2 separate regions of the Homo sapiens genome follow, and region 1 is linked to region 2. The links are chromatin loops, found by intact Hi-C in ENCODE. Cell type or tissue: Calu3. All regions are shown on one strand. Each heading gives the region's core, and the rest is flanking DNA. Links, peaks and the distances in the headings are about the cores only.

Evidence for each region. A loop is a pair of places that touch in the nucleus more often than their neighbours do. Peaks named below come from ENCODE experiments on the same cell type or tissue, not always from the same donor. Only the 100,000 strongest peaks of a DNase experiment are listed, where the experiment ranks them.
Region 1: it touches region 2 in a loop (2.4-fold over the local background); 2 of 110 quality-filtered maps call a loop at or near these places.

The regions. Positions count from the first base shown.
Region 1 is chr11:90,430,304-90,438,655 of GRCh38, reverse strand. The region is part of intron 1 of DISC1FP1 (DISC1 fusion partner 1); the gene reads right to left. Among named protein-coding and RNA genes, the nearest start is that of MIR4490, 120 kb to the left of the region's middle. RefSeq lists an enhancer at 1-691 and a silencer at 3,501-3,795. In Calu3, for the core only: no CTCF peak of the experiment used is centred there; a DNase peak (open chromatin) is centred at 3,625.
Region 2 is chr11:90,310,245-90,318,596 of GRCh38, reverse strand. The region is part of intron 1 of DISC1FP1 (DISC1 fusion partner 1); the gene reads right to left. Among named protein-coding and RNA genes, the nearest start is that of DISC1FP1, 63 kb to the right of the region's middle. In Calu3, for the core only: no CTCF peak of the experiment used is centred there; no DNase peak of the experiment used is centred there.

The DNA.
Region 1 (8,352 bases), core at 240-8,239, 120 kb before region 2:
GGCCTATCCTCTCCCTCAAAAATGGAACTTGATATGTAAACTGCCTTAATTCAAAGACATAGGCAAAAGGTTGTGGATCCCAACTGTGGCAATGCATGTCAGAATTCTTCCCATCAAACCTAAAATAATGTGTGTGTGTGTGTGTGTCTCTGTGTGTTGTGTGTGTGTGTAGTCAATCAGTATTATCTACAGAGTTCATATTCGTGAATCCATCTTCCTCTCTAAAATTTATTTAAAACTCCCAAATCACTAGTCATGAGGCTTTTGCAGTCAGTTGCTAACATATGCAAAGTGTAAAAAAAATTGGGTCACCTGAAGCCCACATACCCAGCTCAGTTTAAACTAGCTGATTTTCTGCCTTCTTGTGTCACCTTTGATATGTAAACCAGTGCTCTTTTGTCAGTATATTTGTGTCACATTTTTCACATTTTTGTGCTTCTTATTGATGATTTTGCTGCTTACAATGATCCCTGAGCACAGAGCTGAAGTCCTGTATAGTGCTCCTAAGTTCAATAAGGCTATGATACGCTTTACGAAGAAAATAGCGTGTTAGATAAACTTCATACATATGTAAATTATAGTGTTGTTGGCCATGAGTTCAATGTTCATGAATCAACTATATATAGTAAATAAAGTGCCTTTAAACAAAAACACATTAAATAGGGTTGTCTGATAATTAGTTGATGAAATATTGTGAACAGAAGCTCACAAGAACATATCCCTGTATTTACCTTTGGAGCAATAGTACAATATTCACTTAATTAAGTGTTCATGGCAACTTTATAGAATATAACTACTGCAAATAGTGAGTATAATGAGAATTTACTGTGTGAGTGTAGTGTTATCTCATATGTAGTTTTATTTATGTAATAGCATATAGAATCAATATAAATCTTGATATATGTTATACATATCATATATAAATCAAGAAGCACATTGGTAGTCTGCTTATTGTTTTCATTCCTAAGACACTTTGATCAATTAGCTATTTGGTAGATCTCTTTGAATGAGATATTCTAATTATCTTTCCATCCCAGTGTAGATTATTGTAATAACTCTGCCCACCTTATCCCTTTGAATTAAGCTGTATATCTGGCCTCTCCATTCTGTAATCCTGTTGTTCCCATTGAAGCTAGAAAGCCCAATTCCACTGCATCAACCCTTATCAACACCTTTGAACTACAATGCACAAGCAGAAAAGATCATAGCATGATAATAATGTTTTAGTAATAGTCACTGAATATGTTTGGACACGGTTTATTCACAACTATAAATTTTACAAATTTATCTGCTATTTGTTTAAACTTGTTAATCACAAAATTTCCCCATTTTAAATATCCACATATACTTCATGCCATAAATCCTTACATACATTGCTAATAATTTTAGGGAAATCACATCATTTAAATGCCATAAGGGCTATTTAAGAGACCATATGATATGAAACAACAACAAAAAAGGAAAAGCTTATTCTAAAAAAAGTATATATTTTAGTCTTTTTTTTTAATTTTTGAAAAGTACTGGCCAAAACCACCTTTCTATAATAAATTGTTATTTTTAAAATAGGTCTTACTGTATATAATTTATTTCACAATGAAACACATATAACTTGTATCAATGAAGCTCTCAAGTATACCACTTGAAAATATTTAAACTAAGACCCTTATAATTATTACTACCATTTTGTTATCACCAATCAAAATCAAAATATTGTAGAAACCAATATATCAGAAACAAAAATGACATTAGAATTGCTTACAGTCTAATTAAGTGGAAAAATACACTTTAAACCTGGAAAAATATGCAGGAACAAAAGCCAAGAATACTTGGTAGACCTTAAGACAGAAATCACTTCTGAAGACAGAACTTGAAGGAGATAATTCTCTAGTTAAGAGATGTTTTCCACTTTTAAGTTGAATTTTCCTAAGCGTTGAATCCATATTATAGAAAATCCCTGGAGAATTTAGTTGCAGCTTAGCTACCCAGCTAAGTAAGACATTATTTGTCTAGAATTCAACTAGCCAAAGGGGTGGAGTGGGAGAAGAAACAAAAAAATTCAAAAGCAGTGCTCTCACAGAGAAAATTCTCTAGAGGCTATAAATTCCTCAATAAATACATGATAAATAAATTTATTTGGAGTGACAAGGCAGCTGCCAAATAAACCTTATCCCTAGTGTGCCTTATAATATCTAAACACTCCTCCAATGGAAATAACAGAAATCTATTTGTATATCAATGTACAGCTCAAAGAATATTTTTCATTTGCTTTGCTCAATTTAACCTTCATATTGTCTTTGAAATATAGGTATTATTATTTATGTCCCTGCTTTGGAGATGAGGAAACCAACTAATGGAATTTAAGTATGAAGAGTTGAGCTGGAGAAAGAGAAGAAAATGGACTCAGGTAAAATTAATTTAAAGCTATGTTTTAGAAAATGATAATGTGAAGAGAATACCAATAACATTTTTTATTCTCCTTTGGCTATACTATGATATTCTAGGCATAGCTTTCAAAAATATAAATATAAATTTAGCTTATAAATGTGTAATAATAGGCTCAACTATGTGCCCAGGCCATTAATTTTATGCTGTTCATTGTACTACTCCTACTACCAATTCTAATTTTATGATTAGAACTATTCTTTATACTGAGGATGGGGTTGGTAGAAGAGAAGAAAAGAAACATTGCAGTGGTTTGACAATTCTGTGGGAAAATAATACGCACTCGAGCTTAAAAAAATTCATTTTGTTTTATTTTTATATGCAGTGAATAAATATAATTTTAGTGTAATATAGATAGTCATGCAGGTATGTTTAGCAATTTATGACTTTGACAAGATGATGAGAAGAGACTGAAGAAAAATAGTCACTGAATGAACAGAGTGACTAAGCAGATGAAAATATGGAGGGGAAAATGTTGAGATTCAGTGCAGGCACTATGGAGGTTCTGGGTAGAAAGTAACTATTTACATTTATTCAGTAGACTATAATAGTCGGCAGACCCCACAAATAATAGTAAGAGTATATACTTTGTTATGTGCAAACTGTCAGGGAATAAGTAAGGAGACACAGTTTAAATCTCTTCACAGTTCAGTGGGCTGCCGCATACATAAATAATATAACATGACATTCTATGAGTGAATCACTAAAGTAAGTTCTACAAAATAGTGATTCCATATTAAATACTGAAAAGACTAAGGAGGTTGGGTTATCCTAGGTATTATGATTGGAATTTTTTTCATCAAGTTGGAGAAGACATGCTGAAAATGCATGTGAATTCATGTCTTGCAAGGTGTTCAGGTCAATCCACCTCCTGTGGATCTCTCAGAAAAACATTACTTTGTGATATACTGAGCTATTATTTTTGTGGTCTCAAGATGATTACAGGCTATGTATCGACATTTGGCTAATGAAACTTGAAAATAATATTTTGTTTAGAAATCAATGTTCTGTGTTGAGTAGATTTTACTTATAATTTTTTAAAGGGCTAGTTGATTACTCTTGCTTTTGCAATTTAGTCCCTAAATAGTTAATTCTTGGGATTCTTGAGTAACTCAGAGCCTTAAATGCTTGGCTAATATGAAAAATGGTCAGCCCTGCAACCAGCAGGAGGCATAAGAGGATTTGATAACTGTTGGAAAAGGCAGCCTAAGGCAACAGGACTCTAATCAGTCAGTGCCACTACTATTGGAAACTCTGAGAGCAGATGACAGAAGTGAGAATCCTCCTTGAGGACCAGTAGGGATTTTGAACAACTATACCTGCTCTTCTTTAACATTAACATATGTCAAATCTCAACTTGTATAAGACATTTCAACTCTTAATTATTCTTTCGGTTAAGATTCCTCCTGTTTTCTCTCTACTGACCCAAGGAGTAAATAAGGCATGTTTGCTTTATGTCTACTGTGTGAATCTGTATCTTTGTGTAAAGATATATTTGTGTGGTGAAAACTTTTTGAAGCTTTACTTCCAGCCTAGAAAATAAGTTTCCAACCAGGTTACTCCAGCTAGTGTCAGGAAACCAGGCATACTAATTAAAGGAAATTTGCCAGGAAACACAAGCAATCAAGAAATTATTGCCTGTTTGTAATTGGAGGGAGAGAGGAAATACTAATTTTGGATTGTGGAGTTATGTGAGTGTTGTGATTGTGTTATTATATTGCAATATACTCATGGGAATTTTAGTACAAATTCTGTACACTGTGAGAGAGAGGAGGATCACACCTGAATAGTGAGATCATACCCTGTATTAGCATCCTGAAAATGTAGCAGCTATCTCAGGAAGGAGCCCAGAACTGGAAGGGAAGTCTCAATGAGGTAGCAGAGAATGGCCATTTATTTTCTCTTAGCTTTGATGGTAAAATGGCCAAGATATTGTGAAAGGAGTTCCCAAGAACTAAATATGATGTTGCCCTTCAAATATTGGAATTAGTAAATTCAATCTCTTTGATCAAAATAGTCTCCTAGTCATGACTAAAGACATTCTTTTCCAACAGAAACTCAGCAATATTCTTAAGCAGTTACCAAGAGAATTAGCATAGCTATCAGTGATGAAACCACTTGAGAACATGGATGATGAAAAAGTACAGACGTGGAAGGGGTAAAGACAAAAGCTAGTTGCACTTTTCTTCTATTATCTAAAGTATTTTCAACTTATCTCTATTCTAGTGTTTCACATAGCATAATAATTCATGTACATGTCTGCTTTCCTCATTGGAACTTGAGCTTCTTGAGAGCAGATTTCTCATCTTTATATGCATAGTTCCTGACCCTGGGCCGGGCACATGGAAGACTCTAGACAATGAATAATGTTAATGAAGGAATAAATAGCACCTGAAAACTAAAGCAACTTCATCTCTATTTAGGGATGAGATGACATATTTGCAAACTAGTGGTTATTTTCATAATTGCCATTGTATTGAGGTAGAAAATAAATGTTATTGAGGTATAAGATTAATAAGTATACATAGATCTGATACTATAAACAATATGAACTAAGAACTTCCCTGTTTGACAAAACTTCCTAAAGTTAGAAGAACTTGGATAGTTTAGTATCTTATATAGAACTGAAAAATATTCCTTCATGCCAATATATGTCTGCCTATAACTGTTATGAACCCCTTTAGAACCATATACACCCCTGGCCACCACCCCCAAACACCAACCATCTTCAAAAACAAGATACAGATCTTATCTATAGAAATGCAAACATGACCAAAGATGCTGGAATTCTCAGTCCTGTCATACAGATAGCTGTGTAGTATTACTGGCAGACAGAAAAACTGAGAAGAAACTTGGAAAGTTAATAAATTGTATAACTCATAAAATCTTTGTGAAAACTTCTAAAACTCTCTGTATGAGGGAAGAAAGGAACTCCAAGTTAGCAGTTAAGCTCCCAGACATGTCTTAGTCAAACTAAGGTTTAAGGAAGCTAAATGAAGCTCGGTGAGTTGCTCAAGTGGTAGAACCAGGACCAGAAAACAGTTTTTTAGACTCTTGGGTTTATGCATCTATTACAAAATGGGCTTTGTCTTTATGGAAAATTTTATCAAGCAATAGAGGCTAATTAGAGTTCTGTGTTAACAAGGATCTGAAGCCAAGTTCTAACTCATTAGAAAAGATTGCTGTGGTTGATTATATATGATCAAAACCACAATGAGATACCATCTCACACCAGTCAGAATGGATATTATTAAAAAGTCAAAAAGTAACAGATGCTGGCAAGGTTGCAGAGAAAATGAAACACTTATACACTGTTGGTGGGCATGTAAATTATTTCAACCATTGTGGAAAGCAGTATGATGATTCCTCGAAGAAATAAAAGCCCAACTACCATTTGACCTAGCAAATGCATTAGAGTGTATATACCTAGACAAATATAAATCATTCTACCATAAAGACACATGTACACAAATGTACACTGCAGCAGTATTCACAATAGCAAAGACATGGCATCAACCTAAATGCCCATCAATGACAGATTGGATAAAGATAACGTGACACATATATACCATGGAATAATAGGCACCCATAAAAAAGAATGAAATCATGTCTTTTGTGGGAACATGGGTGGAGCTGGAGGCTTTATCCTTAGAAAACTAATGCAGGATCAGAAACCAAATACCACATCTTCTTACTTATAAGTGGGAGGTAAATGATGAAAGCTCATGAACACAAAGAAGAAAACAACAGGCAGTAGGGCCTATTGGAGGGTGGAGGGTGGGAGGAGAGAGAAGGGCAGGAAAGATAACTATTGGGTACTGAGCTTAATACCTGGGTGATGAAATAATCTGTACAACAAACCCCCAAGACACGAGTTTACCTACATAACAAACCTTCACATGTACCCCAAATATAAATTTATTTTTGAAAAAAAGAGTGGCCAATTATCAGCTCTTCCTATACTACATTCCCCTGTTGAGGTCTCCAGATATGTATGTCTACCCCAATAGTAACACTGATTTGACTGATTATAAGATCGCTAAAAAATGGAAAGAATTGCTTCCAGCTACAGAGAATTAGCGGTGATGGTAGGTGCCCCCTCTTATACCAGCATACTAGATAGAACTTCATTGACTGGCTTATCCTCAAACGCAGCTTCAGAGATAATCAGAGAAAGAGAAGGAAAAGAGGATATGTTCAGAAAGTGGGTTATGCCCTGGAATTCTCTGCTGCTAAAGAAAAAAAATAAGAGAAGGAATTTTTCATACAATTTATAGAATTTAAAATATTTGCATAATTTCTGTGATTTTAATAGCAAAAATTAAAGTGTTGCAGCTTTTCATACCAACCCTTTCCACCTAACTAAAGTATCTTTATTTTTGAGTCTTAACAATGAAGAGGCTTGCCTTTTGAATGATGGAAGTTCTTCACAAACATAAGACTAGTAATCATTCTCAGGCAATTAAGAATTCTCTCTTTCAGGTGGCCAATTCCATGGACTTGCTCAACACAGCACAAAGACTATAATTTATACATTGCTATACTTAAAGTACTTTTTGGCATATTCTTCTAAGAAAGTAAAAAAAGCATTGTAGCGGCGCAATAAGGTAATTGTTATCTAAATATGTAATATGATCATTCTTATCTAAATATGTAGAGAAAAAAACATGCTTTAAAATGTTATATTGGCTATTAACAATCTCTTGGACACTCATTCATACTAGAGTCTTTTTCATGTGTTTCTGTCCCTTTCTCTGAATGGTCTTGCTGCCCATTACCTTTTTTTCTGGCTGTAAAGGCCTAGTCACAAAGAACTTTCAGAGCCCACTACATTTCAGATCTATTGTCATTTTCAATGCCTAATTCTGTGTGGAGCGGTGTAATTTAAATTCAATTTTAGAGTAATTTTAATAGAACATTTGCATAATACAGTTCTTGTTTCTTGTAATTCAAATCTGCTTACTCCAAATAGGTTTCTCCATGGACACCCCTCAGCCACGCACCAAGTTCTAATACATTTGGCTTACCTGTAATGAGAGTAGGGAAGCAAAAAGAAGCAAAGCCTATGGGAAGAGGACTGAGGTGGGATTTCATAAAGCTATTAATTAACAATACTAGAAGGACCTTGAATTTTCACAGAATTACACATTGTTAAAACAAGCACACCTGTTATCTAATCCTTCCATTCTAATCTCTACTGGGCAACTTCAGGCTCAGACAAGCTCCCTCACGCAATATATTCACATTCGAAAGGGTGATATCATGGGTAATTTTCATCCTGAAATTTGGTGAAAAGTAAACGGAATTTAAAAGGGCCTTTTCTCTATCCTTGACTATCAGATGGCAATAATTACTGCTACCTGCTCTTGTCTGCTTCTATTCCTCATTTGCATTTGTTAGATATCCAGTTGGATTTTTTTCATAAATTGTTTTGGCTATTTTTTCTCTCTCCTTTTCCATAAGCCCTTTTTGGAAATTATTCTGAGAGTAAGGCAGAAGAAATTCTAACATCCTTAAATGTGTTTATTTCCATTCATTACAGAAAAAAAAGTTTAAGAAATACAACTGCATACAGTGGCTGTTATATCAAGAAATGTACCTGCATATATTGATTTTTATATCATTATTATTGATATTTAATATAAGGTTTTTCTCTTTTTCTCACTTCATGGGTATGTAAAATATGTATCATGTTTACCACTCTTGGACTTCTATTAAGAATTATTTAGGTAACCAATTTACATCTTAAATTCATATTTCTTTTCTATTTCTAGATACGCTGCCGACACAAATTTAAGTGGATAATTAAAAAAAAAAAAACAACTTATACCTTCAAGGTGGCTGCTAGTACAAAAGGAGGATTTTGTTACAATTACTCTTTTTTCTAAAATATCCTCCTAACTTGATCTT
Region 2 (8,352 bases), core at 137-8,136:
AATTGCAATTCCTAAGACCCGAGTAAATGCCTTGTCTTACTGCTTTGCAGTCACTCTTTGACTTTTCATTGACAAAGGTGAGCAACAGTGAATAAGGAGGGATAGTGAAAAGACCTCCCTGTAATGCTGATTAATCAAGTAAGTTTTAAAGCATAAAAAATAATTTTACCATGTAATATAGGAAGAATATAAGCAAAAGCAATGAGACTTGCAATAAAATGAATTTTTTGACCATTTCCTATTGCTAAACAGAAAAATATGAACAAGGTTGTGACAGAAACTAAGGCTAGAAAGTAGACATAGGTTAAGCCATGGAAGGCTTTGAATGCCAGGTTAAACTGTATCTTGTCCTGAAGGTACTCAGTAAAGGCTTCCAAAAATTTCAAAACCACCAAGAGATGTTCTATATGAAAAAACATATCACTTATTTTTCTTTCTTATGTTTCTCTTTATTTTCCTATTCTATCAAATCTGCTTAACACTGGCCTACTGTGATTTAAAAAAAAAAAGCTGGAAAAGTAAAATCAAAACACAATTTCAGTACCAGTCCCCACCTGCCAATTTTACCCACATGTGCCTTTTAATAAGACATATGATCTCCTCTTAGACTGTCTTTGATTCCACATTGAAAAAAGGTTGAATAACATAGAGTTAATGGAACCAGACTCATGGAATGTGAAATGAAATGAACATCTCAAAAGTATATTGTTACAATATCTCTTACTGAACTACTGAACTTATCTGCTTGATTCCACTCATCTCTATTCAATCTCCTCTTTCTACAACACAGTCTAATCTTTAAAACATAAATCAGATTATGTGACTTCCCTATTCAAAATCCTTCAAAAATGTTAATCAACCTTAAGCTAAAATGCAAACTCCTTACCATCACCTCCAAAGTCCTCCGTGAGCTGGCCTCTGTCTAGCTTTCCAGCTTCCCACCACTGTCCTCTTCATTTCATGTTAGCCTTCTTCCTGCTTCTCAAAAATTGTAATCTTGTTTTTACCTCAGGGTCTTTGCTTACTGTTCTTGCTGTTTTGAAATATTCCGTCACTAGATCCCCCTTGGCTTGTTCCTCACTTTATTCAGGTCTCTACTCAAATGTCACCGCCTCACAGAGGCCTTCTCTACCCATCATATCTTTGAAATGGCATGCAGTAACACTGCTCCCTTGTATTTTTCTGGGCTATGTTTTTTCCAGTTTTTCAGTGTTGTTGTTCATGGCATTCATCATCACCTGATATTAGATTATAGATTGATTTTGTTTTCTTACGTATTTTATCTATCTTCTATCCTCTACTAAGCTCAATGATAGGAAATTTATTCACCAATGGTAGGCACACAATAAATGTTTGGTTAAATAAATAAATGGGTGACTACATTAGAGTAATGTAGAGAAACATTATACTAAACCTTCCTAAAGTCATACAGGATTCTTGAGGCTGAAACTGCTTTTCCATAAGGGATTTTTAGGATTAGCCTTAATGAAGAACTGTGTAATTTCAAAATTTATTCTCACTGTAGAATCCTTTGTTATCAGTATAAGTCAGAGAAAAATAAAATTTCTTTTCTATGCCAGGTGAAAAAAAATTGACTAAGTAAATTAGTAGAACAAAGAAAATTTCTAAAAGGAGATATTGTGAGAGATATCATTTTGAAGGAATGATTTGCATTTACATATATATCAGGATACCTGACGTATTAGACACAAATCATTTTTTTGTTAAGGTATGAACTCTAGATATATCTGACATATACTTTGTGAGCCTGGTTTTGTTATTGCATTTATTAGAAAATAATAAAGTTTTATTTCCTTTGATATTCTATTAGTCTATGTAGTTGTACAGAGCAGCCATTATCCAGACAGACCCAACTTCTCCCACTCAGTTTCACTGAGCGATTATTACATGATTTATTATCCTCTTTAAATATTGGGGTTAAATGTACCCAAGTTTTTAGCCCTGGTTCTAACAATTAATAGAATAACAGTTACAAGAGCATAGGAAATTGTGTATGTGTGTGTTTACATAAGGCTAAAATTTGAATTTCATCAGTCCCTAAATAACTAAATGATAACACTCTCAAGAGGTGACATATGCTTCCACTAAACAGTGAAGATATCCATACGGTCAGCCACTAGAACCAAGCAGTATGTCACTAGAACAATAATTCACATGCCTCTGTGCTCCTTTCTATTCCTATTGCTACCACTTTTGGTTCATCAGCTGATTTTTCTCAATGGACTATTTTTCAAAGTCTTATATATTATATCCTCTACTTCAGAATTTTCCACTCCAAGATATCATACACGTAGTTGCTAGATTCATCTTGTATCCATTCAAATTACTGCTCTACTTAAATCCTTCAATAACTTGTTTTTCTTTCCAAAACTCTTCAGCTTCTCAGTCAAGGCTTTCCACAAACTCCACTACTTGCAAGTGAATCTTCCACTACTTACTCATTCAAAACCCAAATTTCAGCTGCTGTCCAAACTCTATGTTTTAACACCTTGCTATATTTACTCCCAATCTGTGTTTATCGCATCCCTATCCATTTCTTTAAGAAACATTTCAAATGTCACATTTATTTATTTATTTATTTTAAGACAGGTTTTTGCTCTGTTGGCCAGACTGGAGGGCAGTGGCGCTATCTCAGCTCACTGCAACCTCTGACTCCTGGGTTCAAATGATTTGTCCACCTCAGCCTCCTGAGTAGCTGGGACCACAGGCACACACTACCATGCCCAGCTAATTTTTGTAGAGATGGGGTTTCCACACATTGCCCAGGCTGGTCTCGAACTCCTGGGCTCAAGTGAGCCACCCACCTCAGCCTCCCAAAGTGCTAGGACTACAGGTATGAGCCACCGTGCCCTGCCTAAATGTCACTTTCTTTATTTCATCTGGTCCTCACCAGTTCTCTCAACCAGAGGAGATCTATTCTACTTTGAATTCCATCACACCTTTGACCTTTGTTCTAATAAAGTCATTTCTGACCATCTTTATCCCAATATTCTAACTACCAACATAAAGAACACGGATTTCAGGAATTATAGAAACAATGTTTGAAACAATATCTTCACAACATTTTCTTTATGTGACATTGAGGAAATAGCATCAGTGGGCAAATACCTTAACTTTGATATCTTCGTCTGCAACTTAAAGATAATACCTAAATTTAAGATCATTAGAAAGATTTAACTAAAATTATATCTGGTATGAAAATTATCTGGCTGCTTATAATTCTTTTTATTATCTTTCATTTCTTTTAGATTTTAATAAACTTCACACGGAATAAATTCACAAATTAAATAAATTAGCTACTGACTGGCCAAAGAAATAGGGCCACAGACGTTATCATCAAATTTCATCAAGGTACAGGCACACTGATGGAGCCTGCTAGTTGACCCTGTCCCTTAGTAACTCATTCATAAATCCTATGTGAGTACCTACAACTTGACGATTATCTTTACTACTTGTGGCCAATGCAGAAACATGCTACAAAATGCTACCACTGCTTAGGGAATATTTCTATATAAGAAAGAGCAGAACTAGTGTTAAAAATGTACTTTGTAAACCTTACTAAAGAGCATGTAATATATATACTAGAAAAATTATCTGTAGTTTAATGTTAATAATCATTTCTGTCACCAGCCAGATTTAAAACCATCTTATCATTGACCATAGTACTTTATAGCACTGCACTCCACACACTTCTATGGCTTCTGATACTGTTACTGGTGATTCAATTCCCATCTTTAGATTCTCATGTGGATAAAACAAATCCCAAGGGAACACACTTCTCTGCCTACCAGTAGCTGTATTCCTGTTGATACACAGGGAATGCCTGAAAATACCTATCTCAATTTCTACCAGAAGAAATTAAAACTGTCAATAAATTTCCCCTGGTAATCAATGCAGAGGCAGATACCAAAGGAATTAAAAACAGGTGTTCAAATGAAAACTCGTACACAAATATTCACAGCAGCCCTATTCACAATACCCAAAAGGTGAAAACAACCCAAATATCCATTGACAAATGAATGGATAAACAAAATGTAAAATATCTATAAAATGGAATATTATTCAGCTATAAAAATAATGGGTTCAGTGTCTCACGCCTGTAATTCCAACATTTTGGGAGGCCAAAGCAGGAGGATCTCTTGAGCTCTTCAGTTTAAGACCAGCATGGGCAACATGGTGAAGTCCTGTCTCTACAAAAAATTAGCCAGGTATGGTGGCACGTGCCCGTAGTCTCAGCTACTCAGGAGGCTGAGGTATGAGGATTGCTTGAGCCTGGGAGGTGGAGGTTGCAGTGATTACATCACTGCACTCCAGACAATGTGACAGAGAAAGTTCCTGTCACAAAACAAACAAAGTAATGAGGTGCTGATACATACTACAAAATGGCATATCTATATAACGATGGAATATTATTCTTAATCTAGATTAGTGGATTGTTGCACAACATGGTGAATGTACTAGATGTCATTGATTTATACGCTTTAAAATGGTTACGATGGTAAACTCCATGTTATGTGTATTTTACCACAATAAAAAAGTTCTCATTCATACACACAAAAGATAAATACCAACTGTATTAAAATTTGATGTATTCAGTGCAGTTTCTTAAAGAAGCTATTTGTTGAACAAAAGGGATGCAAAGGGGAAATGTATTTTTGTTGAAAAGTATGACATTACTTTCTAATAACTACTAAGTTGGGAGAGTGAAGATACCACCACAATATAGCCAGTTGCAGTGATTTAAGAAAAAATTGATGACGAAATACTGTAGCCTTAGGAAGAAGCATTTATGTTTTTCAAAATAAATTGGACTATTTGTTGATGATAAAAGGGTACAAACCTGCAATTATAAGAGTAATAAGTTCTGGAGAGCTATTGTGCAGCATGGTGACTATAGTTAACAATAATGTATTGCATACTTGAAATTTGCTAGAAGAGTAGATCTTAAATATTCTTACCACAAAATAAAAAGAAAAGGTAACTATGTGAGGTAACAGGTATGTTAATTAGTTTTATTGTGCTAATCATTTCATAATGCATGAATATATCATCACATTATATACCTTAAATATATACAATTTTACATGTAAATTATACCTCAAAAATAAGTAAATAGAACCAGATAATATGCTTCACATATGTTTAAAATGAATAAATTGCTTCCTTTGCAAAATAAATTATAAAGCACATAAGTATCTCCCACTGAGAGAATTCTAGTGACCTTATAGTCAGCACAGATCTTCAAATTGTCAGTGGACTTTCAGATCCTGAAGCTCTGTAGAAAGGGAGATTGTATATTTTCCTATCATCTTGCCATTGTCTGACTTGAATAGGATCAATTTAGAATTAAAAATTAGAACTAATGCCATCTGCAGAGCAAAGTTCAAATATAACCAATTACTGAGACTTAAGCTAATACAAAGACACTTTGGGACTAGCCACATATGTTAGGGAACATATGTCTGGTTCTACTAAACCAAAAATTGAAGAAGTATTATGAGGGAAGAAAGCAAACAAAGGAAACAAGAAAAGCACATAAGAGAGAGAGAGACTGGAAAGTAGAGTAGGCAACAGAGATAGGTTACAACAGTGAAAGCAATTTCAAGTTTGACATCTGTATTCTGTATTTTATGTTTCCTGGATTAAGACACGTGTCTTGAGATCCAATCAATTACAGCAGACCACCTGATTATAGACGCAATAATGAATTGACATAGAAAAGCTACATTCCTAGATAGAAAATTCAAGAAGGAAAATCTGTTATCTTACAGCCTGTTAGTGCCAACTTCAGATAATCATTACATTGAGTTGCTTAAATTTCCACTTATTATTTCTCTTGTGTAACGCTGCTAGTGAAAAATAAAGTCTGTCTTGTCCATTTAGACAAATTTCCTTGTTAGTTTAAGGAAGAAATATGCAGATAATATCTCATTTCTTAGTCTGTTAATGTAAGTAGAAAATTGTAAGGAAAGGTCTAAGAAGCATGAAAAGAGGTTAATTAAAATTGATGATTTCAAAACTCAATAAAGAAAACTCAAGGAGTAATGTGTTGCTTTTAGTGTTTAACGGTCCATATGGTTGCTTTTTCTTAAGAATTTTAAACATACCTGAGAAGATTAAAAAGCATTTAGGTTTTTCTGTCTAATTTTCCACTGAGGCCACATTTTCAGACATCCACCTCTCTGGCCCTTGCCATCTCCTGACTCTCCTAACTGTAGGGATATATCTACATCTCTCAAACTCTGCTTTACCCATTTATTGAACAAACTCTACAACCATGGGGTCCAGAACTGGTCTCTTGGCTTGTGATTCCACTATCTTGTAAGTCCACACTGAGCCCTACGTACCTATGTGTTCATCGGGTTGCATGCTTCCCCTGTCTCCTGCTGGGTTGGACCAATCCATTCAATTGGACCTCTCCCTAGCATTTTAATTCTATACTGGAGCTACAACTATGCTGAATCCCCATGTGCTTGATAAGAGGCAAAATCATTAAATCTCCCTAATGCCTTCATCTTAGGGGCTGTATTTTGCTGCTGGGGGTCATTCTATAAACAGGCTGATTATCTAGTTACATTATTAGAAATGGTCACTCAGAAAATACATTGGATGTCTCCTCAATTTTATGTAGCAGAAAAACAAATCAAAGTAGATATTCTAAGAATTATCTGGTAGGCTAGAAATCTATACTAGCTTCATTCTCCATAGCAGGATTTAATAATTGGTTCCAAATGCAGAGAAATCTTCAGCTGTCCATGATTTTCTTAGGTTCATCTGAAAATCAAACTGCTTAAAGCTCCTGATTTATTTTTATAGCACTTTTTATTGCCTTTTATATGGATAAAGTAAGATAAAATTTCTTATTCTATATTGAATGGAATTTACCCATGAACAACGTAATATATTGGATAAGAACTTTTATCATCTGTATGATTAGTATAGAAATGAATGATTTGAGATTAACATCATCTTGATGTAAACAACATAAAGTGAAATGGCTATATTCCCAAAACAGATACATTTTACTTTATATAAATTATCTTAGTGCTTTGAATGATGAATCACTCAACCAAGATCCAAAATATCTTTTCATATCTATAGGCTGTATCTAAAATTACCATAGCAGGGTAGAATATAATGATTCTTTTCTCTATTAGAGTTGCAAAAATGGATCATAACTCTCTGTGCTTGCTACATATATGAATCCTTGCTTCCTCTCCTAAAAATGAGGTATTTTACATTTTAGATTTGAGTTAAATTTGTTTTGTATATTATCTAAATTATGTAACACCTTCTGTGATCATCTGAAACACCAAATGAGGATTCAGACACTGTATGTAGGATCTTAATACATTGGCTATAAACAAGAAAGAGTAAAATAATTTCAAGATAGATTAATTACATCCCAGACTTGAGTGTATAAACAGAACTGCCTTTCTTGTCACTTTGCGGAATTCTTTCATTCATCCATTTATTTATTTATTTACTTAAGAACATGTATTGAATGTGTACTATGGCCCAGATACTGGGAATCTGCATATAAGATACGATAGTCTTGTAGGTGGATGATAGTGGGGAAAAAGTGTAGAGACTGTAGAAGATGTAGGGAATGGTATATTTAGAGGGTCAAAAGAAAAAAAGTAAGGCATGTTCAGGAGCAAGAACCTCAGTAAGATTAGAACATGGGAGGAGAAGGGTAATTGAAGAACAGTGAAATATAAGGCTGGAGAATTAAGCCTCATATAGTAAAGGTACAAAGTGTGGCACATGTATCCCATGTTGCAAATAGTTCTTACAAACTATAATTCATGAAATTTAAACTTCTCTTCAAGGGTCCATAATTTTAACTCACTTGTAAGGGTGTATTTTTAAATAATAAAACTATCATAATTGAAAAGCTGTATTTGACTGAACTACATAAAATGTTCAAATAAACCATAGTTATTTATAAGGGGGGTGAAAATGTATGAGTTAGGTGTTTGTATACTAGACACCAAATAATTGAGTTTATCCTACAAACTTATAATAGACTAAGTCCTACGAGAACCCAATATTTTCTTCAAATATTCATCACAGTGTCTAATTTTCTAGTTTATACATTGACTAGCTGTTTTCTTTTTCTATTTCCACAACCAGACTTTGAACTCTGAGGACAGAGACCTCATCTCTTGTTTACTAGTGACACTTTCAGGATATAGCTCAATACTGCCACATTGCAAGTGTTTAGCAAAATTGTTCAGTGAAATGTGAATTGTGAGTGAAATATGTCACAAAGTTGACAAAAACTGGGAAAATATTCTCAGATAATGTGATCTAACATATTAGAAAATT